Linked DNA regions of Mus musculus: region 2 is linked to region 1. A link is a loop called in an ENCODE intact Hi-C map of the cell type or tissue named here. Cell type or tissue: heart. All regions are shown on one strand. Each heading gives the region's core, and the rest is flanking DNA. Links, peaks and the distances in the headings are about the cores only.

Region 1 (16,286 bases), core at 3,894-11,893:
CCATCTCTCTAGGCCCTGATTGAGTTTTTCAGAGTTCCGTGTTTGTGGTCTGCATCCGTGAAGAGGGCTGGACTGTGGCTGGTGATCTGATAGGTCTCCCTGGCTTCATTGTCCTTACTCATGGGGTTGTGTGGCAGCCATAAACTCCAAGTAGGTGTTAACAGAAACAAAAGGCATGGGTGCTTTTCTGGTCTCTGCCCTAGCCTGCCCCCTTCCACTCTACTTTTTGTTTTGTTTTGTTTTTGTTTTTCGAGTCCTCTCTACTTTTGACTGGTGCCAGTGAAATAGGAAGCAGGCCCAGTGGCGGGATCCAGTCTGAGTTAACCCGTGTAACTACAACCCCTCTGACTCCTAAGCCAAGCTACACCCCTTCCCTAAGGGTGTGGGTAAGGCCAAACCCATTGACCAGAGTAAAGAATTTTTTTGTTTATTTGTCCTTGAAGGACTATTTATGGCATCTTAACCATGTGACACTCTTGAGACTGTAATTACAGAGTTTCGTTTGAGAAAAATCTATAACATTCCTTGTCTTACTTTCTCCATCTGGGATTTTGTATTGAGAGCAGTCTTATCTTGGTGGCCTGTCCCCTCCCCACCCCCACCCCCCTTGAGCATCCCCAGAGGCTACTGTGTGGTTTCCTTGGTGGCTTTTTTTTTTTTTTTGGAAACACTCTCCTGTTGCTAGGCAGATGGACCAGATTACATAAAATGTAGATTTTTTTTTTTTTTTTTTTTTTTTTGGAGAAGCTCTTTTGAGGGGCTAGGACCTGCAAGAATCAAAAGGCAGCTTGCGAGGTTTCCAGGAATGAGGCTAGAGGTTTAAAAACTGACTGATCAAAAGGATTTGAAAACAAAACAGAATGGCTTGCCCTGGTTTCCTTTTCATATATTTAACAAATGTGCACAGGGTGAGGCCATTCTCCTTCACCAATGTTTATTTCTTAAAGTTTGGTTTGTTTGTTTTTTCTTATTATAAGAGAAATTCCCTCTCATGACCAAAAGAACAACGACAACAACAAAAAGATAAAATTAAGAGATAAATTACAGAATGTAATTCTGCCTTATATGGAGGCAAATTAGTGTGTGTGTCTTTTTTCTGTTCATTTTTATTATCTCTCTGAGAATTTCATACAATGTATTTTTTAAGATTTTAATTTTAAAAATAAAATAAAATGCACATAGATGTTTTATCTGCATATAGGTGTGTGTATTGTGTGTGCACAGTGCCCATGGAGACCAGAAGATTCCCCTAGAACTGGAGTTATAGATAGTTGTGAGCTGCCTTGTGGGTGCTGGGATTTGAACCTGGGTCCTCTGGAAGAGCAGCCAGTGCTCTTAACCACTGAGCCATCTCTCCAGCCCAGCCTACAATGTATTTTGTGTGCATTTGTTTCACACACACACACACACACACACACACACACACACACACACACACTACTCAGAATCATTCTCCCTTCCCTTCCACAGAACTCATTTGAGTCATATTTTCTTGATACCTTCGTTTCTGTGCTTTAGAATATTTGCTGAATTCCAGTTAGCTTTTTAATACTTCCAGTTTGTTTGACTCCTACACAGGAACTCTAAAGTCAGTTCTAAATCCATGCCAATTAAAGGAGCAACTTTTCATTCCTGAGGCGTGAAACCAGGCTAATGGCACTTTGGACAGTAAATCTTCTTTATTTAGAGATAGGGTCTCAGCCTTCCTCAGGAATTACAGTAGTGTGTGTGTGTGTGTGTGTGTGTGTGTGTGTGTGTGTGTGTGTATGCGCACGTGCCACGCGCGCCCGCGCATGCCCAGCTATTCAACCTTTTTAATGGTAAGTTTAATAATTGTGTGCTTTCCTTAAATATAAGCTCTTGTAAATCACCAGTAGCTCTTCATGGAAGTTTCCCACAAAATAAGCACTATATAGAATTCCAGAGATTTCCTTTTTGAGCCCAAATGTTTGCCACTCCACATGACACCGGATCCAGTTCCACGTGTGGGCATGGTTAGCATCCAGGCTGGTTGTTTGAGACATTCCTCTTTAGACACATTAGTGGTTTCTCACAAGGCTCATTTCCAAATGGCTATAGATGCAGTCGGTAATGACGGTAAAGATACGAAGCGAGCACCAGAGGGAGCTAGAGGCACGCAGTTGTCTGCATCCACACAGCGCCCTTAATGAAAAAAGATGCCATGAAATTGAAAAAGAGCAAGGGGGAGGGGGTGGGGTTTATGAGAGGATTTGGAACGGAAAAAGGGAAGATGGAAGTGGTGTGGTCATATTATAATCTCAAAAAATAAAAGGAACATTTTAAAGCAGTATTTCTTTAAAAAAAAAAATGCTATCTTGTCCTGAGCAGATATTTTTGAAGGGATAGAATATAACGTTAATATGTGACCTATCTTTTCCAGCATCTGGAATTTGGTTTTTTAGCAAACGTTTGAATGTGAATGACTCGAGTTTGAATCTTAAGCATCATTTAGGGAGTCTGAGTATCATATGCAAACAAACCAGCCTTATACATGTAATTTCTCATTATGATCCTGTAAATAAATATCATCAGGTGGTTTGCATCATAAGGTGAAGTCAATAAATCTGTGTAAATAGCAACACAGATTTGTGTGTGTGCGTGTGTATGTGTGTTAATACAAAAATTAAAATCCAGGCTCAATACTGATAGAAGAAACTTTCTTATTGCAAATGTTGTGATCTTAAAACCTCAAAATGAAAATTTCATAAAATGAACTGAGACTGGAGAGATTGCTCAGTAATTAAAAGCACTGGCTGCTCTAGCAGAGAACCCAGGTTCAATTCCCGGCACCCACATGACAGCTCACAACCAGCTGTCACTCTAATTCCAGGAGATCCGACACCCTCTTCTGGAATCTGTAGATACTACACGCACATGATGCATGGACACATGCAAGAAAAATCATAGACATAAAATCAGTAAATCTAAAGAATTAAAAAGAAAATGAACTGAATTGAAACAACCGTTGAGTCCTTCCACTTTCTCTCCCTTCTTGTTTCTTCCCTACCACCAACCCGGATGCAGTCACAGGCCTCAAAAGAGTCAGTCTGAATGCATGGTCATATGACTTGGGTCCCTCCTCTGGCTTATATGGATCCATTGTCCCATTTTATCCCTGAATTCTTTTTTTTTTTTCCATTTTTTTCAAGACAGGGTTTCTCTGTGTAGCCCTGGCTGTCCTGGAACTCACTCTGTAGACCAGGCTGGCCTCAAACTCAGAGATACACCTGCCTCTGCCTCCCAAGTGCTGGGATTAAAGCCATGTGCCACCACTGCCCAGCTTATCCCTGAATTCTTTGAACAAGGCTGACAGAGTCTTTGTTAATACTACTGATTAAACTAAAATCAGATAACTCTGCCCAACATGTATAATTCCATCCCAATATATATTGGAATAACTGACCTAAATCTTTAATTGTTTGGACACTGTAAGGAAAGAGTAGGCATAAGGAGTGTTTTTATTGTTGTTTTGGAGGGTTTTGTTTTGTTATTTTTTTTTTCCAAATATGTCTTTCTCCCTGTAAATGACGTGGTTCCTCCAGTTTCATGGGTAACTTTTGCTGGAAGAGAAGTTCACTTTCTTTTCTTTTTTTTAAAACATTTTTTAAATTTTATTTATTATTATACAATAAGTACAATGTAGGTGACTTCAGACACACCAGAAGAGGGCATCAGATCTCATTACAGATGGTTGTAAGCTACCCTGTGGTTGCTAGGATTTGAACTCAGTACCTTCGGAAGAGCAGTCAGTGCTCTTAACCTCTCAGCCATCTCGACAGCCAGCAGTTCACTTTTGTAACTGCAGAAGCACCTCTCGAGCCCCCAGGCCAGTGAAACCAAATAGATTCACTTTATTTTATAGCCATCACCAACCTCTATCTCCAGCTGTCTTTCCACATTTCCAGACTGAAACTCAGTATCCACCGATGAGTGAAAAGTATTCTGAGGTATTCTAGATCTAATCAGAAGAGCCAGAGAAAGGAGGGAGAAAGAAAGAGAGATGACACTGATTCATATGTGATAGGCCGAGCAGAAGGAAAAAAAACACTTTGCACGTGTGGGTAAGGGCCAGACCTTAAGTTGACCCCTGCACTGACCTTGTATGTCCTACCCACAACCCCACCCAGTTCAGAAGCTTTGAATGCTGCAACCAAACCACTGTCCTTGTCCATAACCCATAAAGCCTCGCTGTCTATGATCTATGCCTCCATCCCCCAAATTTCACCCTCAGAAAGGGTGAATGCTTCTTTGAATCATTTACTTCCAGAGGTCCCAAGTTCAGTTCTCAATGCCTGTGTTGGGTGTATTATCATTTCCTGTAACTTAAGGTCCAGGATCAGATACCCTCTTCTGACCTCTATAGACCTTGCAATTACACACACACACATACACAATTTAAACATAAAATAATTCTGTAAAGATGTAGCTGTACCACTTATAAGTGGTAAAAATCCGTTACATGTTTTAAATTTTAAAATCTGCTTTTAAAAAAAACACTCAGTTCTCCCATCATGTAGACATTCTGTGAAGCTCTGAGGTAAAGAAAAGACAAGAGGGACAGATCAGTGTTTGGGGTAGATGTTTATGTAGGGGAAAAATTAAAACAGATTGTGGTAACTTTCAGGTATGGTCAGGTATGGTGGCACATACTTGTAACCCCAGTACTTAAGAAGTTGAGGCAGGAGGATCATTCGTTTGAGGCCAGCATGAGCTAAATAGCAAAGTCCTGCCTCAGAACAACGATAACAATAATATTCACCGCTTGATACCTATAGAGTGGTTTTTGCGTGGGCTCTTTCCAGGAGTAAGCAATATCAGGGGTGAGGCAAGAATTGGTTCCAGAGCCAGACAGGCCATGGAAAGAAGGTGGCTTTATTGGCATTTCTGTGGGAGGTGACAGAGTGTTTCAAGCACAGCAGAGATAAGATCGGATTTTTGTAACAGAAGATCACACACAGTACAGTAAGGCTCGGCACGGGCGGGGGAGGGGAAGACAGGAGACTGTCCGCAGGGCCGAGAACGCTGAGGCACAGAGAAGTGCTCTATAGAGGGATGTGAGCTACCCATGGCCAGGCAGCTAGGCGGCTAGGCACTGTGGAGGTGAACTGCTGCTACCACCCTGGTGGGTTGGAGGCAGCATCCTTAAAACTTCAGGAAAAGCACTTTGTCCCCTTCGTTTTCTGTCTGAAAACAGGGCCAAATGCATCCCATCTTATCACGGTGCGACAGGACCACCTAAAATGGATCAGTGCCCTTCCCTTCTGGGAGCCCCACTCCCAGGTCTCAGCAGAAGAAAAGTACAGCCAGGGTAAACCTGAAGGATCGATCGGCTGGGATGGATCCCACCAGACACCCCATTCATGTGCCCAAAGACACTAAAATGTGAGAGTCCTGGGAAGCTGTGCACTGCAGGTGCCAGATCCTGGGTCAACATTACCATCCAAGCCTCTCCATAACTAAACAGTGGTTGCTACTGGGGAACACAAAGATGCCACCCACAAGTAACAAAGGTAAGAAGTATCTAGGAGTCGATCTCAGAAATAGTCCAGACATGTGAAGAACAAGAAAGTCTTGCTGGAAGCACATACCGAGGTGCTCACAAAACAAGGCTAGGGCTGGATTCTTGGATGGGAGGTTAGAGACCACGGTCAAGTTTGTTGTTGTTGGTTTTTGTTTTGTTTTGTTTTTTGGGTTTTTTGTTTTGTTTTTGTTTGTTTTGTTTTGTTTTTTGGTTTGGTTTGGTTTGGTTTGGTTTGGTTTTTCGAGACAGTCAGGTTTTACTACAGTGATTTTAAAGCTTGAGAAGGCTCAAGCCAGTGCCCATGTGAGAGTGCAGACTTCTGTAAGCTGCTCCTAAAATTCTTACAAGAAGCACCCAAAACACAGAACTGTTTTTGTAAATAAAAACTATGTAGATAAAAAATTACATAGAGCATGTTCAAAGACCTGAGTGGGTACTGTTATCCTCTCAGATACCAAACTGCATTTTTTAAGATCTTATTTATTTTTAGCATGTGTGTGTATGTGTGTGTGTGTGTGTGTGTGCTTGTGTGTGTTTCACTTCCATGCATGTATGTGCTCCACGTGTGTGCAGAGCCTGAGGACTGTAGAATAGAGTGTCAGATTCCCCCTCCATGGTGATGAGCTGGGTGTGGGCGCTGGGAACTGAACCCTGGCCATCTGCAAACAATTCCAGTGCTCTTAGCTGTTTTGCCAACTTTCCAGTTCTATCGAATGTATTTAAAATCTATCCTGATTATTGGTTTTTTTTTAATGCAGGCCTAGAAACAAAGACCAGAGTAGAGAGTGTAGAGTCCTTTCCTGTGCCTGACACAGGTCATCAGTGTCACAGATAAAGAGAGGGGATGGCTGACATCAGCTATGGTACTGAAGCATTGGGTTTCCTATAGTGAAGTCTATAGGTATTACACATAATATATATGTACATACTTATTAAACAGAGAGAGAGTGCAAATGTCTACCTCTCTCAACTCTGCTAACCATAGAAAAATCACTCACTAGGGTAATGTAGAATTCAGTTCTTAAAACACAAATCACACAGCCTTGTGCAGGAAACAGAATGTAAATGAGAGAGGCCCTGTGGTCCAGGGATCCCCACACATGAACAACCCAAGGAGTACTCTGATTGGCAGACTAGAGAAGATCTTAGGAATCTAGAATGCTGGGGTGGGGTGGGGTGACCTGAAACCTGAACCCCCTCAATGCTAATAAAGCCTCAGGGCCCACGGCAAGCAGAACCCACAGGGGAAGGTGGTGACTCTAAAGTGACCCAGTGTGAGCCTTGGGCCACCCTTGTGCATTCTGCAGGCCTTTCTCAGCTTTAAGAGGCCCTCTCGGGGTCAGGGTTGGCATCCTCACCTGACTTAGTGTGAGTGTTTGGAGATGATGCCGTCTGCTTCCCCAGCATGGTGACTCAGTGCTCCTTACACTCTTCCAAAGCGTGGGGTCTATATGTGCTCAATGTGGGTGGAGATTCCCGTCCTCCTGGATTACCCTGGCCACTGTGAAGGAGAGAATTGGTAAACAGTTCGATTAACAAGATCCTTATTTACTCGACCCCCCCTCCCTGCCCACTCATGCTAGATTCGAAAGCCTCTACATCTTTCACACATCACGTAGCCATTGCTTTATGCACACATGGGAACTTGAGTGGCAGGTGAGTCTAGGAATCCCTGGCCTTTGCGTATGCAAAGCTCTGGCCTCTTGATTGCAGCTGACCTGGCTTCCTTCCACAAAACCAGAGCGGACCTGTACTGCTACCGGGCCATTAATTACCACATCTCTTGGAGGGGGTGTAGAAAGGAACTTCTGAGCAGATATTACAAAGAAGCATGTGCCAAGTCAGTCTTTGACCTAGATATGCATGTTTCTTAGACTAAGCAACCAGTGGCTGCAGTGAGAGTCATTGTAATAGCAGCCAGTGGTCTTGTGAATTTTACATATCTGAATTATATATATATATCCTAGCCAGCTTTAATACCAGCAATCAAGAGGCAATGGCAGGTGAATCTTTGTGAATTTGAGGCTACTCTGGTCTGCAGAGTGAGTTCCAGGACAGTTAGAACTACACAGAGAGACCCTAACACACACACACACACACACACACACACACACACACACACACAAACCCCACAAAATTAAACAAAAAAGCAAAACTTTCAAGTCCTTTGATAACTAAAGACATTATTTTATTTATTGCTATTAAAAAGAGGTATGCAGGGATGGGGTTGTTGGGGAGATGGCTCAGGAGTTAAGAGCATAGGCAGAGGACTGAGTTCAATTCTCAGCACCCACATGGCAGCACTCAACCATGTATACCTCAGTCCCATGAGATCTGACGCCCTCTTCTGGCCTCTGCAGGTACTGCCTGCACATGATACACATACACACATGCAAGCACACACTCATAGACATAATTCTAATTCATAGACATAATTTTAATTAAAAAGAAAGTAAACAGGTGCTAAGTAGCAAAAGCAGGTAATAGATGGTTTGAAGCCACTGAGATGTTTCTTATCTCTGTGCCTCATCTTCCATTACTGATACTTTGAAAACACACTCTTCATGTTTCCCAGCATGAGTCCTCTCTATTCTTTGATGCCCAGTTTTTCATTCTTTTTAATCAGTATTTCAGAAACAAAGTAGTTTTATCTTTCAGTTTCACAAAGCACCTGCAGCCTGTGATTCACTTTGAAGTGAGCTAAGAGCTTTTCTGTCATCTAGAGTACTGTTAGTATGAGTGTTTATCTGCATGTGTTTATGTGTACCATATGCATGCAGTGCCTGTGTTGGCCAGAAGAGGGCATCAGATCTCCTAGGACTGGAGCTACAGATGGTTGTGAGCCTGCTGGAAGCACAGAAGGTATTCTTAACCACTGAGCCATCTCTCCAGCCCTATGTAGGTTGAGGCTTTTTGCATTTATCTTTCAGTATAGCTTTAGATTCCTAAGAATAGAACTGTTTTTAAGTATCTCAAAGTCTATATAAAATACATTGTCTGGTACAAGACAGTCATGCCATAAATACTTGTTGACTCTAGAAAGTCTTTTCCTGAAGGTGACACTTGTCTCAAAATTATAAAATTTGGGGCTGACATCAGACAGGTGTCCCTGCTGGCTTTTAGACTAGAGCTTGAGATGGTAGTTTGGGGCTTGAGTGGCCATTGCCCTGCAGAAACAAGCAGAAAAGAATCTGGAATTCAAATAGAATGTCATGTGTGTCCTGCATGGTGTCCCTTGCATAATGTTGTTCCCCATTTTTGTGGTTGTCCTCTGGCTGTTCTTTGGGAAGGGGTTTTATGATCTTGTTCAGGATATTATGGTTTATCGCTAGAGCTGGTGCCTTACAGACTGTTTTCAAAATCGGGCCTGGTCCTTAAGTGGAGGCAAACGGGGTTTATGTTAGCCTTTCATATTTACGCACACATACAAGTACACTCATACGTGCGCACATAAACACACACACACATTATACATGCCCTCACACACATACACATGTGCTCACACACACATGCACACATACACATAAGTGCATATACCCATGCACACTCATAATTAAAGCAAGCTACACTGGCTCTCATGCTTCTTTGAATTATTTACTTCTTAATTTATTTTGTCCTTTAAATCTTTCCCTGGTGCCTTTGGGTCTCCCATCTCTTTACCATCCTAAAGCCTTTATCTAGTTTACTTATTTTACTGTGTTCCTGTTTAATAACTGATATCTCAGATTTTGTTTTGGGGGGGTTGTTTGATTGGTTTTTGGGTTTTTTTTTTTTTTTTTTGGCATGTTCATTGTTAGGATTTCACATTTCAGGCTTTTTGCTATGCAGAATCTGGAGGCAAAGAGATTCAAAATTCCCCAGCTTGCCATTTGGAGAACCAAAATGAGTTTTACGTAATTTCCTAATCCCCTCTTTTCCATTCCACCTGCCTTCTTAACCAGAGACACAGAAACACGAAGTTAAGGTGACCAGTTCTGGAGGGATGGGACCCATCTCTGCCATTCTGGCTGGGAGATCCTCTCTGACGGCCATGACATAAAGTGGCCAGCTAAATGCCTGCCGGTCTTGTGCAACTCTCTCTTCCTTCCTCTGAGACAGAGGTTAACGGTGTTGACACAAGAGGGGGTAAATAAAGTTTCAGTTAAGTCAGGGTTCAGGGCACCTGTCTTGGTGCAGCCCTGGCACAATCCTTCAGCTCTGAGCCAGAACTTCTAGTGAAGTGGCATAAGTCCCGTGTGTTCCTTCGGCTCACTGGGAATCACAGATGACCACACTTACCACTGGGCACCATGGTTCCTGCACAGTATCCCTACACTTTCCCCCAGGACGACAGCGGGAAGGGACAGTCACTTTTTTCCTCATTTTAGAGCAAGGTCCAAGAGCTTGCCATTGGGAGCAAGCGCAAGCACCAGGGTGACTTCCCTAGCAGACAGCCCACCGGTAGCTTCCTTCCCCTTTTCTGTCTGGGAAAGTGTGCAGTGGGGCCAGCAGGAAACAGAGGTTGAGCGCAGACAGGGATGTGCTAGTGAGGTTTCCTTTCTCCATTGGAGTGGTGGTTCTCAACCTTCCGAATGCCGCAGCCCTTTAATACAGTTCCCCATGCTGTGGGGACACCCCCACACACACCATAAAATCATTTTCATTGCTACTTCATAGCTGTAATTTTGCTACTGTTACAACTTATAATGTAAATGTCTGTGTTTTCTGATGGTCTTAGGCAAACCCTGTGAAAGGGTTATTCAACCTCTCAAGGGGGTTACAGATTGAGGACAGCTATATTAGATGTTTGTGGAAGCCAGTGACCCCTCGAATCCTAGAATTATACTAAGATGAGCATGTAGATACATAAACATATATGAGAGCATATAGATAAACATGTATATATGCCTATACATATGCATGCATGTATATATATGTGTGTGTGTGTGTGTGTGTGTGTGTGTGTGTGTGTTGTGTAAATAAAAATGTGTACATCTCACACACACACACACACACCCCTTTAACATCGGGAAATTGTGGAGTGCAAAGGAGCTCTATAGACCCTCTTGGTGTCAAGGCAGTATTATATTATTATTATTATTATTATTATCTTTCTCCTTTATGTTTTTAAAAGATTTTTTTTTATGTATATGAGTACAGTGTAGCTGTACAGATGGTTGTGAGCCTTCATATTGTTGTTGGGAATTGAATTTAGGACCTCTGCTCGATCTGGCCAACCCTGCTAGCTCTGGCCCAAAGATTTATTTATTATTATAAATAAGTACACTGTAGCTGTCTTCAGACAGCACCAGAAGAGGGTGTCAGATTTCATTAAGGGTGGTTGGGAGTCACCATGTGGTTGCTGGAATTTTAACTCAGGACCTTCGGAAGAGTAGTCAGTGCTCTTACCCGCTGAGCCATCTCACCAGCCCTTTCTCCTTTATGTTAAGTGAGGATGGTTTTATTCTCTTTCTTCTTGCGTGTCTTATCTAGGCTCCCTGCTTCTCATAGAAAGAATAGCACCAAGTATGTTGCATGTTTTCACATACTTTTTTTTTTTTTACATTCATGTATTTGTGTGTAAGATGGGCAGACCACAGTGTACATGTGGAGATCAGAGTTTAGCTTCTGGAAGTGGGATCTCTCCTAACACCATGAGGCTGCCTGTGATAGAACTGCTGCCTGTGATAGCCTGCTGACAAGCACCTTGGCATTTTACCAGCCCTGTTTTTTTTTTTAATTTTGTTTTCAAGAATTCTTTTCTGGAGGTTCTTTCCCCCCTCCTCCTCCTCCTCCTCCTCCTCCTCCTCCCCTCTCCACCTTCCTTCCTTCCTTCCTTCCTTCCTTCCTTCCTTCCTTCCTTCCTTCCTTCCTTCCTTCCTTCCTTCTTTCCTGTTCGGCTGTTTATTTTCCTTTTATTTCCTAGAGTTACCTGTAAAATTCCCTACAGCTCTTTGTTGAATTGCATTGCTTCTATGCCAAGCCCTGGATCCAGGGACTTTCACCAGAATCCTTTTGTTTACCCCACCCCTCCCCCTCCCCTCACTGGCCTACTTCCTGTATATAGATGTTATCACTTCCCCTTTAAGGATGAAGACAGAATCCTGGTGAGGTTAAAGTGCTCACTCCCTATCACACAGCACCAAACCCCAACTTTCCAATTTCAAGTTCCTTAGACTTTCAATGCCCACCTGTGGTATGATGGAGCCTGATGCCGGGTGGTAGAGTCTTTAAGGTCTGGGACACTGGGTTGGTCTTTGGTTTGCCTGTCTGTTATCTCTGGTCTCCAGGAAGACTCTTTACATTTCTGCTTATAAATTGGCAATTTTTCATTTTTATCAGTGTTGCCTAAGGGTTCTCAGAGAAGTCAAATAAAGCCATCATTTCTTCTGACACCACCCTGCATTTATGAGCTTCTGTTCTGAGGTTGTTCCCTCTACCTGACAGCAAGTTTGAATGAAGAGGAAACATGAAATGGCCTTAGTTTAGCAATGCCCCAGGTCACACAAGCTGAATTGCTGGAGGCTATCTCATTTCATCTAACTCTGAGGCCTACAACTGACCTAATGTGGGATTCCTACCTTTGGGCATAGAAGCCCACCTCACCAAGCTGTCTTCCAGGGCTCAGGGAGGGGCACCCTTTTATTTTAGAGTGTCGAGAACATTGTTTAAAGGCACAGGGCAACATTGTTAACAAGATGTCTCAGATAGCAAAGCAAAGAGAAAACTTTGTGGCAGAAGCAAAGCTATACCCAGGAAGTGTTTAAAAAGGAAATTGTACTGTTTTCCTCTTGAAACCTCGGTACTTCTTACAGTTTGATTAGTTTTGTGGCTTTTAAATTTTAAGTTTTATAGCATAAACATAAATTGTACTGGCTGGTTTTGTGTGTCAACTTGACACAGGCTGGAGTTATCACAGAGAAAGGAGCCTCCCTTGAGTAAATGCCTCCATGACATCCAGCTGTAAGGCATATTCTCAATTGGTGATCAAGGGGGAAGGGCCCCTTGTGGGTGATGCCATCTCTGGGCTGGTAGTCTTGGGTTCTATAAGAAAGCAAGCTGAGCAAGCCAGGGGAAGCAAGCCAATAAGTGACATCCCTCTGTGGTCTCTGCATCAGCTCCTGCTTCCTGACCTGCTTGAGTTCCAGTCCTGACTTCCTTTGGTGATGGACAGCAATGTGGAAGTGTAAGCTGAATAAATCCTTCACCACAACCCTCTACCTGCCTCCCCCAACTTGCATCTTGATCATGATGTTTGTGCAGGAATAGAAACCCTGAATCCAACATGAGTTGTTCTACGCTTTTAACTCAGTGGTCTTAATTAGCCTCTGAGATGTTTATTGCACAGCACTCCGTAAGCAGGATGACAAAGATATAACCCACTGCCTAGTGAGCAGTGGACTGGATCTGCTGCACTGGTGACATTCAGTGACAAGCCTTGGACATGTTGGCAAAGGTTATCCTTGTCAGTTTTATCTTGGTGTTCCATTCCTTACCTAACTTGTCACTGCCCATGTATGATGGACATTTGATCTCTCCCTCCGCACTCTTTCTTATGGAAGGTTCTCCTCCACTGCCCTTTATGTGATCAGCCACTTAGTCTGGTCTTACAGCACTCTCTCCTTCATTCATTATGCTGTGAATGCCCCAAGGTTGGAAACACTGCCTCTTTCCTTGACCCTACTTCCCAACCTTGACTGGGACACAGAAGAACTCCAGCACTTGCAGCATGGGAGAAGGATGGAATGACAGCGCTGTCAACCCTTCGTAGGGATGGTCTGCTCCTACTTCTTCAACAGTGGCCCTCAACCTTCCTAATGCTGCTACCCTTTAATCCAGTTCCTCACGTTGTGGTGACACTTAACCACAAAATTATTCCCATTGCTACTTCAGAACTGTAATTTTGCTACTCTGTATGAATCATAGTGCAAATATGTTTTCTGATGGTCTTCAATGACCCCTGTGTAAGGGTTGTTTGACTCCCAAAGGGGTTAGGACCCACAGGTTGAGAACTGCTGCTCTAAATACAAGCTCCAGACTCCTGTGGCAGTCAGGGTTCCAGAAGGGCTGTGGAGGTCACAGGGGAGCCAGCCTTTACTTTGGCAGTCAGCAAAGCATGGCTGCAGCTATCACATCCCACCTGCTGTCCCTTCCTGCTACTGCTGAAGGCCTTGCCTTTCTCTTGCTGCTGTCCCTGTGTAAAGCCATTGTCATTATTCAGAGCCTAGAAAGGTTCGTTAAACAAAACAATACCGACACCACTTCCTGTTGTTTTTCCTCTTTTATTTTTCCTCTGAAGTAGGAAAAAAAAAGAAAAAAGAAAAAGCATTTTGAACTCAGTTTGAAATATGTCCAAATCTGTTGTCAGAATTCACCTTTGAGCCTTTTGTAAATCAAGAAAATAAACCTCACGAGGCTAGAGCAACATGTCCTGGCATCTCATTGCTTACCAGCCTTTGACCTACATATTTCAGTTGGCCTTGAACATTATTTCTTCTTCTTCTTCTTCTTCTTCTTCTTCTTCTTCTTCTTCTTCTTCTTCTTCTTCTTCTTCTTCTTCTTCCTCCTCCTCCTCCTCCTCCTCCTCCTCATCTTCCTCCTCCTCCTCATCCTCCTCTTCCTCTTCCTCTTCCTCCTCCTCCTCCTTTCTTTAGAGGAAAAACTGCCTGTTTTCTAATGAAGTACTAGCTAGGTACTTATGTTTGTTTAAATATATGAAGACAACTCCTAAAGTCTAAGCCTGTTTCTAGAATTTGCCAGAACTCTGAAAACACTGTTCTCATGTGCCTACCTTTATATTCCCTGTGCACTCACTGGTCAGGAGGACATGCCTCCAGCATGAGTGCCAGGAGCTAGGCCAGGCTCTGGGGACACAAGGACCAGTAAGAAATGAGTCACATCCCAGCCAGAGAGAGTGATAAGCAGAAGATTATAAAATGGTCTGGGGAAAACAGATTCACAGCACACAGTGGTACAGAGTGGGGCAGTGGCATAGAGGAGCCTCAGGGAGCCAGAAATGCTTTTTTGTGGGAGCTAGGAAGTGGGGTGGTAGGGCCCAACAAAGCAGGGGGCTAGAGATGAAGGAGTGAGCTGGACTCCAGGAAGGGATGGAGTGGGAAGTCAGGCCAAACCTAAGAGCAGACTGGAAGGAACTCTTGAGGGTCCAGTTCACTGAGAGGGGAGGTAATGGATGGAGCTGGCCCTGCAGCAGCCTGTGGAAAGCCACTAAACTCCACAAGCACAGAACGGTCTCCTAGTGCCTTTTAGAAATTGCTGACTGGCCAGCCAGTGGTGGCGCATGCCTTTAATCCCAGCACTGGGGAGGCAGAGGCAGATGGATTTCTGAGTTCGAGGCCAGCCTGGTCTACAGAGTGAGTCCCAGGATAGCCAGGGTTACACAGAGAAACCCTGTCTTGAAAAACAAACAAACAAACAAACAAACAAACAAACAAAAAGGCTAGAGAGATGGTTCAGCAGTTAAGAGCACTGACTGCTTTTCTAGTGGTCCTGAGTTCAAATCCTAGCAACCAACCACGTGGTGGCTCACAACCATCTGTAATGAGATCTGATGCCCTCTTCTGGTGTGTCTCAAGACAGGTACAATGTATATGTGTGTGTGTGTGTGTGTGTGTGTGTGTGTGTATACATACATACATACATATATGTGTGCGCGTGTGTGTGTGTGTATATATATATATGTATATATATATAATATTTAAATAAGGCCATTGTTAGGCTTGGTTGGTTTGTCTGTTTGTTTGTTTGTTTGTTTAAAAAAGAAAGACAGGAAGGAAGGGAGGAAGGAAGGAAGGAAGGAAGGAAGGAAGGAAGGAAGGAAGAAGTTGCCATTTGACACCTACATTGGGGACATGCCTGAAAAGCATAATGGAGCAAAAAGGGTTAACAGATCCAGACAGAGGCTAAAGGAGCCTCTTGTTGGGTTGACAGACCCAGGAGATCATGAATTCTCAGAGTGGTAATTGCTGGAATATGGCTGTGGATATGTGGCATGGGGGTGGAAGCAGATGTTAGGTGAGTTCCCAAATACAAGACACAGATGACCAAGAAAATGCCAGCAATTCTGAGGTCAGGAGGATCCCAGTGTGGAGTGGATAAATGTGGGGGTCTGGAGTGCCTAGCTACTCTGCTGGGTAGCTGCGTGCACCACCTAGCTTGGGCACTAACATGGACTTGAAAATTAAGTCTGTTTAAAATTTGAGAATGATAATATAGGTGTCAATTAACTTTTAGGCACTAATTAGTAATACCTATTTTTTAAAAATCCAAAGGTGTATAAATATAGACAAAAACAGATATATAGCTATGGTGTGTGTATGTATGTGTGCATATGTGTATGTATGTGTATATGTGGGGGGGGATATGGGTGTGTATGTGTGCTGACTTACCTTATTAATGAGCAGTATGAAATATTGTATGACAATTTGCACCAGGAGATGTATTTGTGGGGCCAGAAAGATGGATCAGGGCTTAACAGCACTGAGGGCTCTTCCAGGGGTCCTGCATTCAGTTCCTAGCTCACAACTCACTACAACTCCAGAGCCAGGGGATCTGATGCCCTCTTCTGGCCTCTGTGGGCACTACATCCATATGCCTGTGAGCCCCCCACCCCAAACACACACACACATATCAGTTCTGTGTTTTAAAATAATAAAACTAAATATTTTTCTTCTTTTAAAAAGTGTTTGTGTGAGCCATGGAGAATCATAATCCCTGTACTTGAGAGGCTGAGGCAGAAGTGCTATGA
Region 2 (16,286 bases), core at 5,100-13,099, 220 kb after region 1:
TGGTTTCTCATAATCTTTTGACTTGCTTAAACTTTGTCTTCAAACTCTAGGGGCGAGAGAAAGCCCAAGATAGATCTCTTCAGGACCTGTGTTGCCGCGATTCCTCGCCTGTTGCCTGATGGGATGTCCAAACTTGAACTTATTGACTTGCTAGCCAGGTAGGTGGGAACAATCTCAAATGTTACTCCATCAAAATTGGTTTTAATCTTTAGGAAAACCAGAATACAATGATTATTTTCTACTGACAGAGATTTACTTCATAAGGTGTTATTCTAAGTCTTATGTGTGAACTGGCAAAAGGAACTTAGGTTTTTGGGTTTTGGGTTTTTAGTTGTGGGCCTTGAGCCTAGGAATCCCCGTGTGCTAGGCAGGTAAGCTCTCTGCCACCGAGATTTATTGCCAGCCTTCTGTTTACTCATTTTGAGACAAGGTCTCACTAAGTCCCCAGCTGATCTCAAAGTATGACCCTCCTGCCTCAGCTTTTCGAGTAACTGGGATTACAGCCCCGAATCATACACCTGTCTTATAACTAAGATCTTTGTTTTGTTTTGTTTTTCCATCTTCAAGGATTTAAAGTCCAGTTTACAATAGTTACAAAAGAACCAGGCAGTGGTGACATTCACCTTTAATCCCAGAGGCAGGCAGAACTCTGTGAGCTCAAGGCCAGCCTGGTCTACAGAGTGGGTTCCACGTGCATGGTTATGCCAGGGCTATACAGAGATACCCTGTCTCAAAACACAAACAAACAAACAAACAAAAGCACAACAAAACTCCCTGCAAAATAAATATACAGAAGTCCACGAGGTTCCTAACAACCCCAGGATGCATCCGCACAGCTGACCAGCTTTATGCTTGAGTTCAGTGGGAGGAGGGGTCAGCTGTGGACCAAGGAAGCCAGCAAATAAATGGTACATTTGGAGAGGCCCCTGGAGAGGAAGGATCAAGTTCAGAAAGGTAAAGAGAAGTGCCTGGCCTAGCTATGAGAGGTCATGACCCTCGGTTTGAGGTCCCTAAACTCTCTAATAAGGCCAAAAGAGACAGCAATCTTAAATCTATCCGTAGTACTCCTGAGAGCTACCAACAAAATCCCATTTATCATTTTCCCATCACCCGCATGACTGCACAGCCCAACTGTAACCTAAAAGACGGTTTGCTCCCGAGGGAAAGTCTCTCCTTGTAGTTTAGATACTTCCTCATCTCCTGTAATCTGAAACTCCAACCAACAACATCTCTTTCAGTTACACTCAGAAAAGAAATGCAGAAGGCAAAATCATCAGATGGGAGGCGTAAGGAATGGGAGGGAAAGGGAACTGAGAACAAAAAGTTAACAAAGCCAACAAAGAAGGGACTTAGACACTCACCCAGAGAGAGAGAGAGGATTTTAGCTTCAGGCCATGCCATTAATGAGCCACTTTAGGGGCTAGTGAGATGGCTCAGGGGGTAAAGGTGCCTGACAACCTAAGTTCAACCCTCCAGATCCACATGGTGGAAGAAGAGAACTGACTCCTGACCTCTAACCTCTGACCTCAGCATACACACCATATAGTATTAGTATTCACCCAAACACACATGCATGCACACACAATAAACGTAGTTTTAAATAGTATTTTATTTAGCTTGGAGAGTTAAGCTCTGTGGTTAAGAGTACTGACCAGAGTACTATTTTATAGAGGACTCCAGTTCAGTTCCCGGCACCCACATGGCGGCTCACCGACGACTGTAACTCCAATTCCAGGGGATCTGATAACCCTTATCTGAACACCCCAGGCATGGCACATGATCATGCATGTAGGCAAAACATACATACATATACAATCACATGGGTGCTCAGAATCAAACTCAGATTCTCTGGGGAAAAAAATTAATACTCGTATCCACTGATATGTTTCATCCCCCAAAAAATGTAAGTTTTAATCTGATGACAGTGACACAAAAAGAACGCCCAGAGAAGAGAAAGATATCAGTGCCTAACCCCCTAGGGATACCCGAAGCCTGAGGAGGCTCTGTCATGGCAGCAAGCTTCAGTTTATTTATTTAGCTTCCGATGGGACAAGGCCCACAGGCTAGTGAGGGGATCAGCCTAGGCTATGCGCCATGCATCTTTTTCTTAGTTATCTACTGCATGACAGCCAGAGGGGAATCAACAGATGGTCTCAAACGAGCAGCCTGCGACAGAGAGCACACTCTCTGGCCTTTGAGCAGTGACGTTTATTGCCTAAGTCCATCCTGACCCTCTTCCCACACATCAGGCATGGGATGGTTCTGACTGTGAAAGGCTGCTGACAATCTGTCACCTTCAGAACCATGCTCCTCAGTCTTGGTGTCACCTGAGCAAGCCTTCCCTCCTCACTTGTCACTTGTTAGCCTTCGTCATGTTAGCCATTATCTGCCTGCTGCTCTCACGGTCAACCTTCAGTCCATGGATCCTTCCCTCTAGTCCATGATCAGAGCACAATTAAGGAAGGACACGGGCTAGGGACAGAACACAGCCTGAAGAGTTTGCCTCAGCAACTTGAGGCTCCGGGTTTAATCCCCAGCCCCTCCAAAACTGTATAAGGTTTAGACAATGAACAGCCTCAGTTTTCCTTAAGGCCCCCCATATCAGGGACACTGAGGCAGAGTGGGGGTGGGGAGGAGTAATGGACCTGAATTGAGGTGAGTGTTCAATTCCAAGGAGACCCACAAAGGAACAAAGGGCAAATAACAGAACACACTGATCTACAGGAGAAGCCGGTATGGAAGGAAGGAAGAGTTTGGGATCCCTTGAGGGTCAGCCACTCAAACACTCTCCTGGGACGAGAGCAGAGGCTGAGAATAAGGGGAAGTCTCTGAGCAAATTCCAGAATGGCCCTGAAACACAAAGGAGGTACTGTTGCTGTGGGCAGTAGTAGACAGGGTGACAACGAGAAGCAGGGCATGGGGAAATGAGGATGTGACCGTGACCACCAGAGGATACAGTACTGTTGCCTGAGAGACAGGAAGCGGCATGGGAAAGATGGCGGAATTTTCTAGAAAGTTTGACCTTGGTATCTTGGCTTGCTATTTTTCTGCCTGTGTGATCTAGACAAATTATTTAAACCTCCAACGTACCTTTCCTCCCTTGGCAAAAATTTGGCAATCTTGGAAGGGTGCCACCTATCTCTGAGGACCAAATAGCACTGTGGCATCTACACCCTGGTTAGTCAGAGGAAGGTCCGTGGGAAAGAGGCAGTTATCAGTGTAGGGTGGGAGGGCCGTTGGCTTTACTCTGAGATCTAGCCGCTGATTGCCTACACCGAAGCTCTTGAAATGCCAGGCTTTGTAGATAAAGTGGAGCATTCTGGGAGAGTGTCTAACGCTGCTTTGCTGTGGGTCTGCATAGACGGCTTTTAACCTCTGAAACCACCTTGACAGCCTAATCCGAGGATGCTGGAGTCTGCAGGCTGTGGTGCCAGACATGCAGGGAGGGAATCGTTAGACATACTTGGAATGTCTGAGCTATTTATAGCATCCTGTTTATTATTGTGTACATTCTTACAAAGCCCAAAGCCGGGAGCACTTTTTGAGAAGGGAAAAGAACAAATAAATATTCTTGAAAGCTCAAGAAAAATGGCCAGGCTTTATCGGGAGCTCATGAAAAATGCTATTTTATAAACTTCAAAGGGGAGTCAGAGGGTGTCTCAGAGGGAGGTAAGGAGCCTGCGACCTGTATGCTGGGTCCTTTGGGTCCTGAGAAAATGAGCCTCTTCGGATGCCCCACCCCCCAGAGGGTCAGGACATGAAGGTAGGGAGCCACGTACATGAAATGTGGGATTGAGTTGCCAACAGGAAGTGCATCACCCCGCACCCCAAAAAGTCCAGTGAAGAGGTGGTAAGCTGACTCGATGCAGTATCCACAGCCTGGCCAGAGGAGGGAGATACACACTTCACAGTTACTTCATAGTACATTTTACCAGAAAACTTGGGTTCTTCATAATTGGAAAAGCAAGACCATTGTTGCTTCAGCCTCCCATTCCTTACTGGCTGAGCCCTCAGTAAGGGTTTCAAGGACATGTCTCCACATAGCCGCTGCCGGCCTGCTACACCAACACTTCTGGTGATAGCTAAATACATCAGACACACAAACTGCAGACAGATTGTGGAGTGTGGAAGGAGGCTGGCCAGCTACTATATGTGTGCTTTGATATGTATTGTTCAGCCAATTACTAATGGCTGAGTCTGAGAGGGCTTACCCAGCGGGCTTCCTGGAGGCTTTGGAGATAGATTGCCTCAGCATCATGGTCAATCCCTAAGCAGTTCTGCATTCATGTCTGAGTGCTAGAGCCTGCCTGGTTTGGCTTGTGGGTACCAAAAGGGACTCTCCACGGGCAAGGCATATCCTTTCTTCCACCTAGAAGAAAATGTAACCAAGTCAGCGATCTCATGCCTTTCTTTTCCCAGACTCTCTATTCATATGGATGACGAACTGCGCCACATTGCACAGAACTCTCTTCAGGGACTACTGGTTGACTTCTCTGACTGGAGGGAAGACGTCCTGTTCGGCTTCACGAACTTCCTGCTCCGGGAAGTAAATGACATGCATCACACCCTCCTGGACTCCTCCCTAAAGTTGCTTCTGCAGTTGCTCACCCAGTGGAAACTGGTCATACAGACACAGGGAAGAGCCTACGAACAAGCCAACAAGATCAGAAACTCAGAGGTGATTATGTGCACCTTTTTATGTAATACACACTCACACATACACTCATGTACACACAAACACACACAAACATATACACATATACACATATATAAACACACACACACATATATACACACACACACACATACATACATACACAGATATACAAATACATACAAACACACACAAACATATACACACATATATACACATACACATAAACACATGTATACATAAACACATATACACAAACATACACACATACATACATACACAAACATATATATACAAAAACACATATATACACATACACACACACACACACATATATATATACATACATATACCCACATACTCACACACAAACACATACACAGATTCACACAAACACACACAAACACACACACAAATACATGCATATACACACGCACATATATATATACATACACACACACACATACATCGAGGCAGCCTAGGGAACCTTTAGAGTTTTTCCTTCCTGATGCCTCGGGCCTACCTGTGATGCTGGTCCTTAGTTCTTCCACCAGCCATGTTGTGACCAAGGAACACAGGAAACAGCATTCCATAAGGTTGGACTTGTTAACTCCAAGAAGGCCATGTAAGGGGTGGAAATTGTGTCATGGAGACAGACGGGGAGAGATCCAGCAGTTAGCTGTCCACCGGAGTATTTTTTTCCAAGTTAACATTTATTGCTTCACACTGTATCTGCACAGATGACAATGCAGTCTTCGAGTTTCTTGGTCACTAGTGAATGGTAAAACTATTGCTAGCAGTCTGGAGCATGCATGGAAGGGTACCAGGGTCTCAGAGACACATGGTGAGCTGGCAGTGGCCATGCGGATCTCTGGTTCTGGAGGGACAGCATCATCGGAGGCTCAGTGACCTGCGGAGACTCTGGGCAGCATAGCAGCACCCAGTGAAAAGTGAGGGTGGCGTTCAGGTTCCTGTGTGCTACATGAACAAAAGACCAACTGGTTGAAAAAGAAGCCCAAATGCTTTGAAGACGGGAACGGAGGTGGCACCTGCCTAGCCTCTCAGTTGCCTTTGCTTGAGGGTCATGTGATTGCAGTTTGGAAACTTCCAGAACCCATCATGTATGTAAACATGCAAAACTTAGAATAGATTCTACCTAAGAAAATGTAAGTTAGTGTTGGTTTATCCTTATAATCCCAGTACTTGGAGGCAGGGGGAGGAAGATCAGGAATTCTAGGTTAGTCTGAGCTGCATAGTGAGACCCTGCCCCCAAAAACATACAGAAAAGGGGGCTGGCTGAGGGGTAGCTCAGCAGTTGAGTGTGCCAGCTGCTCTCCCAAAGGTTCCCCGATCAGGTAGCTCACTCTATCTCTAACTCCAGTTCCACAGGCACTGATGCCTTCTTCTGACCTCTTGCTCCACATGAGCACACATGCAGAGGCAGGCGCAAGCCAGTTACTAAAAACTAATAGAAGCCTTTTTAAAGTTGTTTTAAAAAAATACAAAGTAACAACAGTGACCTCTCCCGACCTTAAAAAACAAAAACTGAATTCTCTTGGAAAAAACTCCAGCTTTGGGCTTGAGTTGGCACAGGAGGGTAGAGAACTTGCCTAACATATGGGATGCCCTAGGTTCAATATTCTCAGTACACATTGATAGGTTATTTCTCTGCTGGTGGAGTGAGCCAATTCAAGCCAGATTAGAGTATATTAAATGCAGATTTGTTAGGAAGCTGCTCTCGGGCGAGTCCACTGGCCCCAAGGACCAAGGCCAGGGAAGTCACCATGGGGAGGTGGGGGAGAGGGAAGAGAAAAGGAAAAGGGGTGTACTCACAGAGAAAGGAGGAGAGAGAAGGGGAGAAAGGAAAAGGCAAAAATGTCTGAATTACATGTAGGGAAGAGCCTCTGGGGGGAAGGGCAGCCCAGCCCCTGGGCTAGAAGGTTCAGGGCTGGAGGCGGGGGGTATGCCAGGTAGGGACTGGGGGATGCTGGGAGGACCTGAAGGCCAGGTCTGCTTTGATATGTAAAATATGCACCTCAGTTCCTTTTCCCAGAGTCTGAATCCAAACACACATATATACCAGTACCACCAAATATGTGTGTATGTACATACATTCATAGTACATACATACATAAATACATACATACATACACTAGTATCAATTAGAAAGTAAAAATTTTGAAAAATCTAACTTAATAGTGTCTTTTGTCTGTAGAAACTTCAGTGAAAATAAATTAAACCACTTTGATCTCAGCTGTAGCATAATCCCAAATGGTGTGGATGGAGAGGCAAGATCCGTCTCCTCTCTACGTACAGCCCTTAAACAGTCATTTCCCATCAGAGGTAACAGACGGCTGGCTTTATCACAAAGCACCCATTGATCGATCCGAAAGGCAAAAAGGGAATCCAGAGATCTCATGAATAATAATCATTTCACACACTCTTGTCTCTAAGCTGTTTCAATTTAATTTTATGAAACTAAATGTGCAGAAAGCCTGTATTTCTCCCTTGTTATCTTGCTGCTGACCCTGGAATGTTCTTCTTGCACGACAGCTCATTCCCAACGGCTCCAGCCACCGTATGCAGTCAGAACGAGGCCCGCACTGCAGTGTCCTCCATGCTGTGGAAGGCTTCGCTCTCGTCTTGCTCTGCAGCTTCCAGGTGGCCACACGCAAGCTGTCGGTGCTGATACTCAAGGAGATCCGAGCTCTCTTCCTGGCCCTGGGTCAGCCCGAGGTACGGGGTGTTCTCCAGGAGTCTCCCTTCAACAGCTATGGATCAAAGACTAGAAATAACACAGTACTATTGGGGGTACCTAATATGTGTAGGGCAAGGACTTTGTTGTTGATACATTGTTGGGTTTTTAATTAGATAGTGGCTGTAGTTTCGTTTGGTTTGTTTATCTGTTTTTGCTTTATTTTGTTTTGAGGACAGGGTCCGTAGGCCTTGAACTCACAGAGTTCTGTCTGGCTCAGCTTCCTAAATTCTGGGATTAAAGACATGCATTCCCAGGCTATAACAGAATTCTTTTTAAAATCTTAAGTAAACCACCTTTTAAGATTGCATTTCTTGTTATTTTCTGTGCACAAGTATTTTCCACCCAAGCACGTGTACCATGTACATTCAGGGTCCTTGCGAGCCAGAAGAAGTCATTAAATCTGCTGGCACTGGAGTTGCAGGCAGTCGTGAACTGCCGTGTGGGTGCTGGGAACTGAACCTGGGTCTTTTCTGCTGCTTCTTTTTTTTTAAACTTTATTTCCAAATTTCATACTGTATTTCCATACAACACTCTCTTGGCTCCAATCCATACCCCCCCAATTTCACTATCTTCTCTTTTTAAACACACACACACATATATATATACATACACACATAAACATACATATGATACACACACACATATAATATATATAGTGTGAAAGTCCAGCCTACTAGTCCATTTAGTATTGCTAATATGCATGTGCTTAGGGCTGACCGTTTAGGATCAGATAACCTATGGGAGATTTGTGTATAGAGAAGACTAATTATCTTTCTCAACAGCCGTTAACTACCTGTAGCTCTCTACCAGGGGTGGGGCCTTGTGGAACTTCCCAGCCACGCTGGACTATCAGCTGGTATTGTCACTGTGTAACCATATTGTGAGATTTATGGGCACAGTGGCATCTTTAATCTAGTAGAAGCAAATCCTATATTCTGACAGTGACAGAAGAGACCACTTCTAAGTTCCTAAATGACCCCACTTTACCAAGAATTTTAAGATTAATTTGGTTGTGGGTCATTCCTCTCAGCATCTGACATACATCTAATTAAGAAGCTGCCACACATAGAGAATAAACTAGAAAACGTAATACATCCTCTTTAAAACATCATGACGCCAAAACAAACACCTTGGTTTCGATGGTGGCGGAAGAAAATGTGGCCTCCCAAGATAAGAGGCAAGGCTGCACTGCACATGGGAAGCATGGGGTACAGGGCTTGTCTACTGTGTGTTTTCTTTGGACTAAAATTCAATCACAGGCCACGTTGTCAGCTATCCTGGTAAGCCAGTGACCTCAAATAAGATCATTTTAGTGTCCCAGCGAGGTATGTTCCTGCAGGCAGGGCTCCTGCCCCTTAAGCTTATCCCAGAAGTGTGAGTGTCTCCGAGACTAATATACAGTACTGGCATTTAGATTCTGGAGTATGAGCAAGTATTTGAAACTGGAGCTTTAATTATCTTGCGCTGGAAATCAAAAGTCTGTCTATCCTCGGGACCAAAGGGTTGTTTTAGTCCCTGCCTTCTCTTTCCTGTCTCTGTGAGAAAACTGTTATCACTGTCTGGCAGGCTGCTCTGCTTCATGTCCTGGGATGAAGGTTGTGGGGACGGTGGGAAGGACACGTTTCCCATGGGGTATAACTGGCTCCTCCTTTGTACAGGACGATGACAGGCCAATGATTGATGTCATGGATCAGCTGAGTTCTTCCATTCTTGAAAGCTTCATTCATGTGGCAGTTTCAGATTCGGTAAGCAGACGTGTGGTCCCCAATGCTATCTGATGTCAGTTATAAATCCTGAGCCTCTCTCTCAAAACAGAGCCAAATAAAAACCCTATGTGTCAAGCCTCTCAAGGCAGATTAATAACCTGAGACCCAGATACCTAAGAAAGAAAGATTAGCTTTTCAAAAAATAGCACAGGACAGGTCTGAAAAAAAAATTTCATACAAAATTTGAACTTTCAAATATTTTTGAAAACTTCAATTTCAAATAACTAGCCTTAAATTGTTATTTTTAATACATAATCTTTGTTTAATTTTGTACTTAATATTTTGTATTACAGCAGTCTCAATACATAAGTTCCACTATGTGTTACTTTATAGTTCCCAGGATGGTTTTATTTTTAGTACCTTTGACCCTCACAGTTATTAAAACTCAGAAGCATTAAGCCAGGGGTTAGCTCAGGGCACAACACTTTGTTTTTCAAGATGGGTTTCTCTGTGTAGCCCTAGCTAACCTGGAACTTGCTCTGTAGACCAGGCTGGCCTAGAACTTAGAGATCTCCCTGCCTCTGCCTCCTGCATGCTGGGATCAAAGGCCCCGGTGACCCTTAAGAAACCTAAAACTAGACCCAGGAATGGAACCTTGAGCCTGTGGTGTGTGGTACAAATGCCTTTAACCTGAGCACTTGGGAAGCAGAGGCGAGTGAATCTCTGAGTTCTAGGCCACCCTGCTCTATATAGTGAGAGCTCGTCTCAAAAAAAAAAAAAAAGAAGAAGGAGGAGGAGGAGGAAAAGGATCTACAACCTAAGATGACAAGTATTTAGAACATGGCAGATTTTTTACCACAGTACTAGCTAAATGTAAGCCTCTAGCTGCATACGCTAACAGACATCCTCCTGCCTCTGCCTCGCTGGGAAAGCGTGTGTCACCACTACCCAGCTTAGCTATCTATCCTTTAAAACAGAAAAGTCCAGTGAGCAGTCTTGGATTCATTCCAGCTCCACAAACAGGGAAGTCTGCGGGGAGGGGGGGGGGGTCACTGAAGAACACACTTAGCTGGTACTTAGCACTGATGCCTGTCACATATGCAAATGACTGCATTGTGGAATCTGTAAACTTTCCACAGACTTTCATGACACAGAACACAAAATGCTAATTTTGGGCAATCACAATCACGATAATCACTAAGGCCATTGGCCAGGCACAGTCAGAATAAAGACGTATACGTTCTCTTATGTTACAGTTGTCAGAACCCGACGTGGAAGGGCTCCTATAGTTCTTATACATGCACATCTGCCTTTCCTGTAGATGACTGTCATATATCCTCATTTTCTTCTGTATTTGCTAGACTCAGATCCTAAGCATGTCACCAGGTCAGCATCCTGCACTCTGTTCAGCAGGTGAGCACGCACAGGCGTTGGATTTCTGTACCCATCTGATTCACAAAGACTATCAGGAGAGATTACTTACAGCTGCTTAGTCATGAATGCAGGAGATGTCTGTCTCTAGAGTCAGTGATCTCCCCAGAACCCAGGTTTAGGGAGACCACTTGATAGGATCTCATCTCCCTGGCTCTGAAAGTCCAGTTCTGCCCCCTTCCAGCCCAGTGACTTATGAAGGCCAAACAGATCTGTAACATTTACCTAGGGGAGTTCATGGCCCTAGCAGGTGAAATAGAACACTCAATAAATGCCTAACTAATGGCTCGCAGTCTTGGCACATGTCTTTAATCCCAGCACTCAGGAGTCAGAGGCAGGAGAATCTCTGAATTCGAGGCCAGCCTGGTCTACAGAGTGAGTTCCAAGACAGCCAGGGCTACACAGAGAAACCCTGCCTCGAAAAATATAAATACATACATACATACATACCTAACAAAAGAGCAAGCATCCCCCCCACCCCTGCTTTGGAACAATGGATATGCTGTTTGAAAACTGGTATTGCCTAAATATTGATGTGGATACTTAAAAGACAACAAAGTGAGAGAACTTATCAATTCACACATATATATTTTAAGAGAAGTTTTGAAGTACATTGGCTTGATATCGTAGGGACAGATAAGGTATCCTCTTAAAAATCATCGCTGGGATCCCTTCATACAAGGGAAAGTAAGTGTTCAGGTGTTTTCTAAAGCCCCGGCAAAGTGTTTCAGTGCAAGTAAAGACACGCACACATCACACAAACAAATCACAGGAGCAAAGGCACAGTTATGGATCCCACACGTGGTTTGCGTGTTAGGGAGATTATTGCTCCATGGTGAAGAACACTTACTTCCAGAAGTTCAGAGTTTGGATTCTCAGCACCCACATGGTGGCTGTACAGGCTGGTTTTGTGTCAACTTGACACAGGCTGGAGTTATCACAGAGAAAGGAGCCTCCCTTGAGGAAATGCCTCCATGAGATCCAGCTATAAGGCATTTTCTCAATTAGTGATCAAGGTGGGAGGGCCCATTGTGGGTGGGGCCATCCCTGGGCTAGTGGTCTTGGGTTCTATAAGAAAGCAAGCTGAGAAAGCTAGGGGAAGCAAGCCAGTAAGTAACATCCCTCCATGGCCTCTGCATCAGCTCCTGCTTCCTGACCTGCTTGAGTTCCAGTCCTAATTTCCTTTAGTGATGAACAGCAATGTGGAAGTGTAAGCTGAATAAACCCTTTCCTCCCCAACTTGCTTCTTGGTCATGATGTTTGTGCAGGAATAGAAACCCTGACTAAGACACCAACTGTAACTCTAGCTCCTAGAAATTCATTGCCCTCTTCTGGCCTCCACAGGCACCAGACACATAGGCATATGTTCGGGCCTAACATTCATATCCATAAAATAAAAACAAATTTTAGAAAAGCACAAATCTGTGGTCACATTTAAATTGATTAATATCATATATCGTCACATAAATGTTTGGTAACCATCCTCTGACTTCAAAACTTAAAAATATGATTATAGCTAGGCCTGGTGGTTCACACTTTTAATCTCCCGCACCAGGCCCACCTAGTTTACAGAACAAGTTACAGGCCTGCAAGAGCTACATCGTGCTTCCTTGTCTCAAAAAGCAACAACAACATTGAAAATGATTGTAATTGTTGAAAGTCACACTTACTGCTGCTATGGCTGGCAGAGGGGTGCAGCTGACTCGGACAGGTGTTTGTTAAATGTGATGGGTGTCCCAGATCCAAAGCTGATCCGTGGCATCCGAGGTTCGGAAAGGCACCGTGGAAACAGGGGCGGCAGGTCGAGCCCTGGTAAAGTCTGCCAAGCCTGATTACATTTGGCTGCCCATTTCTTGCCCTCAGGCAACACTACCTCCGACCCACAATGTAGATCTCCAGTGGTTGGTGGAATGGAACGCGGTCCTGGTCAACAGCCATTACGATGTGAAGAGCCCCTCCCACGTCTGGATCTTCGCGCAATCTGTCAAAGACCCCTGGGTCCTGTGCCTCTTCAGCTTCCTCCGTCAGGAAAACTTGCCGAAGCATTGCCCCACGGCCCTCAGCTATGCCTGGCCTTACGCCTTCACCCGGCTGCAGTCCGTGATGCCGCTGGTAGACCCAAAGTAAGGTGCCCGTGTGTGTCCAATGCTTATGATTGGTTCTCTTACATTTTCATTCCACATAAGAGGTTAGGCTACCATAATCTTCTCTAATTTTTAAAAATTTCCTGCTATAGCATTCTTAGTACATAGTAGAGATAAAAATATTCTGTCTAGAACAGGGTTTTTTTTCTTTTGCTTTAATAATCAGTATGACTAAGTATACCAGTATAGGAAGCTCTGGCTCTTAATCCCAAGATCTTTAAAATTCTTCTGTGTGTCCTCTCATCCTTGATGGGCAGCTGCCTAATTTCTTGAGCCCTCCTAATGATCTTTATTTAAGAAGTGATATTTACAGCCCGGTATAATAATATATGCTTACAATTCTAACACTCAAGAGGCTGAGATAGAAGGATCGCTACAGGATCAAGGCCAGCCAGGCTATGTACAGAAAGGCCTGTATAGTGAGATTCTAGCTCAAACAGAACCCCTAAAACTCATATTCAAAATCAAGAATTGGAGAGACAGTTGCACACACGGCTCTCGCAGAGGACCCAAGTTCAGTTCCCAGCACCCAGGCTAAGTGGGTTAAATGGCTCACAGCTGCCTATAACTTCAGCTCCATGGGGATCTGCTGCCCTCTTGTGGTCACCATAGGCACATGCATCCCTGTATACACACACACACACACACACACACACACAAAATAAAAATAAAAATAAAACCATAAAATCAGGAATTTAGTTTTACCGTTGTTTGCCTCCACATCTATAGCAGCCCAGTCAACGCCAAGAAAACCAGCACAGCGAGCAGCGGAGACAACTATGTTACCTTGTGGAGAAATTACCTCATTCTCTGTTTCGGAGTTGCCAAGCCCAGTATTATGAGCCCAGGACACTTACGAGCATCCACTCCTGAGATAATGGCAACGACTCCCGACGGTACAGTGAGCTACGATAACAAGGTGACATGACATGCTTCAGGGGAATTAGTCTGTAAGGGTTGCTTTTTAGCTTGTTCATGTAGCGTTTGTTCCCAGTGCAAATCACACTGTGCCTGCCATCTGCATTAGCGTGGAGTCTGACTTCTCATCTACCACATTTCCAGATTCCATTGAGCATCTTCTGGGAATAGTTTCTTGCCCCTCCCCTGCAAGTGTGGAATGGAAGACTGAGAGATAAGGACGATTGCCAATAGTGTGTTCAGTGCCTCAAGGCTGGGCTTGTCCACTCCGGGCCCAGTTTCCCTCTTCACCAATTGAATACCTCAAAACCACAACTTTACCCAATGATAGTTTTGTTGACTTAAATAGTTTGAAAAAGAAAAGAGCAGGGTTTTCTTTAGGACTTGTATCCCAGGTAGAAAATAATTGTACTGTGTTAGATATATGTTCATTTGTTTGTTTGTTTGTTTGTTTTAATTTTTATTTTTCCCTGAAATGATGGCAGCGTTTTGGAATGTGACTCAGTCACCTGTTGTTGCCTAGTTACCGTGTTACCTCTTTGTCACTTCAAATCTCCTCGTTCCAGGCCATTGGCACACCATCAGTGGGCGTCCTGCTGAAACAGTTGGTGCCTTTGATGAGGCTGGAAAGCATTGAAATCACAGAGTCCCTTGTTTTAGGATTTGGAAGAACAAATTCCCTTGTTTTCAGGTATGACTGTCCCAGTACATTCTTCAAAACCATACATGCTGCTGCAATTATAGCTGTTTCTCTTAACTCAAGCGTGGGGGTGCCCGGTGCCAGCGAGTGCTGGCCGGTGCTGGGGTACCAGTGGGCTGTGCATGGTTTTCTTTATGCCTTTGTTTGATGTGCAGGTAAACAGCCTTCCTTTTTAACCCTCAATTTTTATTGCATTTGCAAGCTTTGTCCTGGGTAACTGTACGTAAGATAATTCCTTATCCATCTCCCATTAACCAGACTTTTGCGAGGCTACAATACCAAAATGAGGGTAGTGTGTGAAAGCATTTTGTACTTCTAAATGGTTTTATAGTCACATATCTGAGGAGGATGGAGGCAACACTTGTTAAACAAGAGTCAGGAAAGGGGACTCCCCAAACATCTCACCCTGACAATAACTAAGAATACAAGTTTTCATTACAAGAGTACCAATTAACCAACATTTAGCCATTCATTAATTATTTAGATCTGCTTTAAAAAGATAACTCACGGTTCCTGAATTCAGCGTTCTTTCCAAGAGAACGCAAATCCCCGTGTATAGCTTATCCTCTCTCTGTGATCCTGGAGGTAGATGCTGCCATCCATTCAGCTAACCAACAGCAGGAGTCTAAAACATCTCCGCAAGCCTCAGGTTGCACAGCTGCACCAGTAACTCAGTGGTTCAGAGCACTGGTTGCTGTTGCAGAGGACCCAGGTTCGATTCCCACTGCCCTTCTCTGGCCTCCGTGGGTACTGCATGTATGTTGTGTGCAGCTGTGCATGCAGATAAAACACATACACATATAAGTACAAGTAATTTTTTAAAAGTTTTTAAATCAATCAATTACATATTAATAACATATTAGTGTTATCATATCATTATATTAATATAATGTCCTTTGGTATCATGCTATATTGTGATAATTTAGTGCTATTAACATGATATGTTATTAAATGAGATTTTTTGATAAATTATTAGAGCAATCAAGACAAAAATCTCAGATTTTTCTCTATCAGTTCAGAGTAGATTCCCATAAGCCTTCCTGGTTCCCTGGAGAGTGATAGAGGTATCATGTGGAAGTTCCAAACTTATCTAGCTGCGAGTTAGATCTCACATCTGCTTAAACATGCAATTCAGAAATGATTTCCTTAAGAAGATAATTTATAACAAGTATAAATGATAGTTGGAGACTTGGAGGGCAAATGAGAACCGTGTGTGTGTGTGTGTGTGTGTGTGTGTGTGTGTGTGTGTGTGTATGTGTGTGTGTGTGTGTAATACATATACACAAAAGATATAGATAGATGGATAGATAGATAGAGATATAATACACATGTAAAATATATATAGTATATATAGGTGTATACATATAATGCATATATAAAATACAGATATGTCTTAGTTAGGATTTCTATTTTTGTGAAGAGACACCTTGACCATGGCAACTCTTATAAAGGAAAACATTTAACTGGGGCTGGCTTATAGTTCAGAGGTTTAGTTCATTATCATCATGACAGGAAGCCAGACAGCATGCAGGCAGACATGGTGCTGGGGGAGAAGCTGAGAGTTCTACATCTGGATCCACAGACAAGCAGCCAAAAGAGACTGCTACACTAGGCCTGACTTGAGCATCTAAGACCTCAAAACCCACCCCCACAGTGACACACTTCCTCCAACAAAGCCACACCTCCTAATAGTGCCACTTCCTATGAGCCAAGCATTCAAACACATGAGTCTTTGGGGGCTATACCTATTCAAACCAACACAATATATAACACAGAGAGAGGTAATTCGATATATATTAATGTTATCAAAACATTTTTGCTACATAGGAAAGGTTTTAACAAAAACTGTGATATTTTGTCCCTTGCTATAGTTTGCTTCTATCAGATAACACAAGTGTAATTACTCTGAAACACAGGTTTCATGTTTTAAATCTCGTATGTGTCAGTCTCCTGAGTATATCTCTAAGGTAGTTCA

The links. Peaks named below come from ENCODE experiments on the same cell type or tissue, not always from the same donor. Only the 100,000 strongest peaks of a DNase experiment are listed, where the experiment ranks them.
Region 2: a loop joins it to region 1, with 2.4 times the contacts of the local background. A loop is called at or near these places in 2 of 42 quality-filtered maps.

Annotation. Positions count from the first base shown.
Region 1 is chr5:150,166,797-150,183,082 of GRCm38, forward strand. It overlaps a transcript of Fry not described here. Among named protein-coding and RNA genes, the nearest start is that of Gm52797, 44 kb to the left of the region's middle. In heart, for the core only: CTCF peaks have their summits at 7,923 (motif pointing left) and 8,338 (motif pointing right); a DNase peak (open chromatin) is centred at 10,005; H3K4me3 peaks cover 276 bases; H3K27ac peaks cover 545 bases.
Region 2 is chr5:150,381,566-150,397,851 of GRCm38, forward strand. It overlaps Fry (FRY microtubule binding protein), which reads left to right. Exons shown (of 61, transcript NM_172887.2): 17 at 51-158; 18 at 4,420-4,678; 19 at 7,208-7,390; 20 at 9,071-9,157; 21 at 12,413-12,672; 22 at 13,423-13,612; 23 at 14,178-14,302. Among named protein-coding and RNA genes, the nearest start is that of Gm36299, 18 kb to the right of the region's middle. In heart, for the core only: no CTCF peak of the experiment used is centred there; DNase peaks (open chromatin) are centred at 8,666 and 8,986; H3K27ac peaks cover 4,738 bases.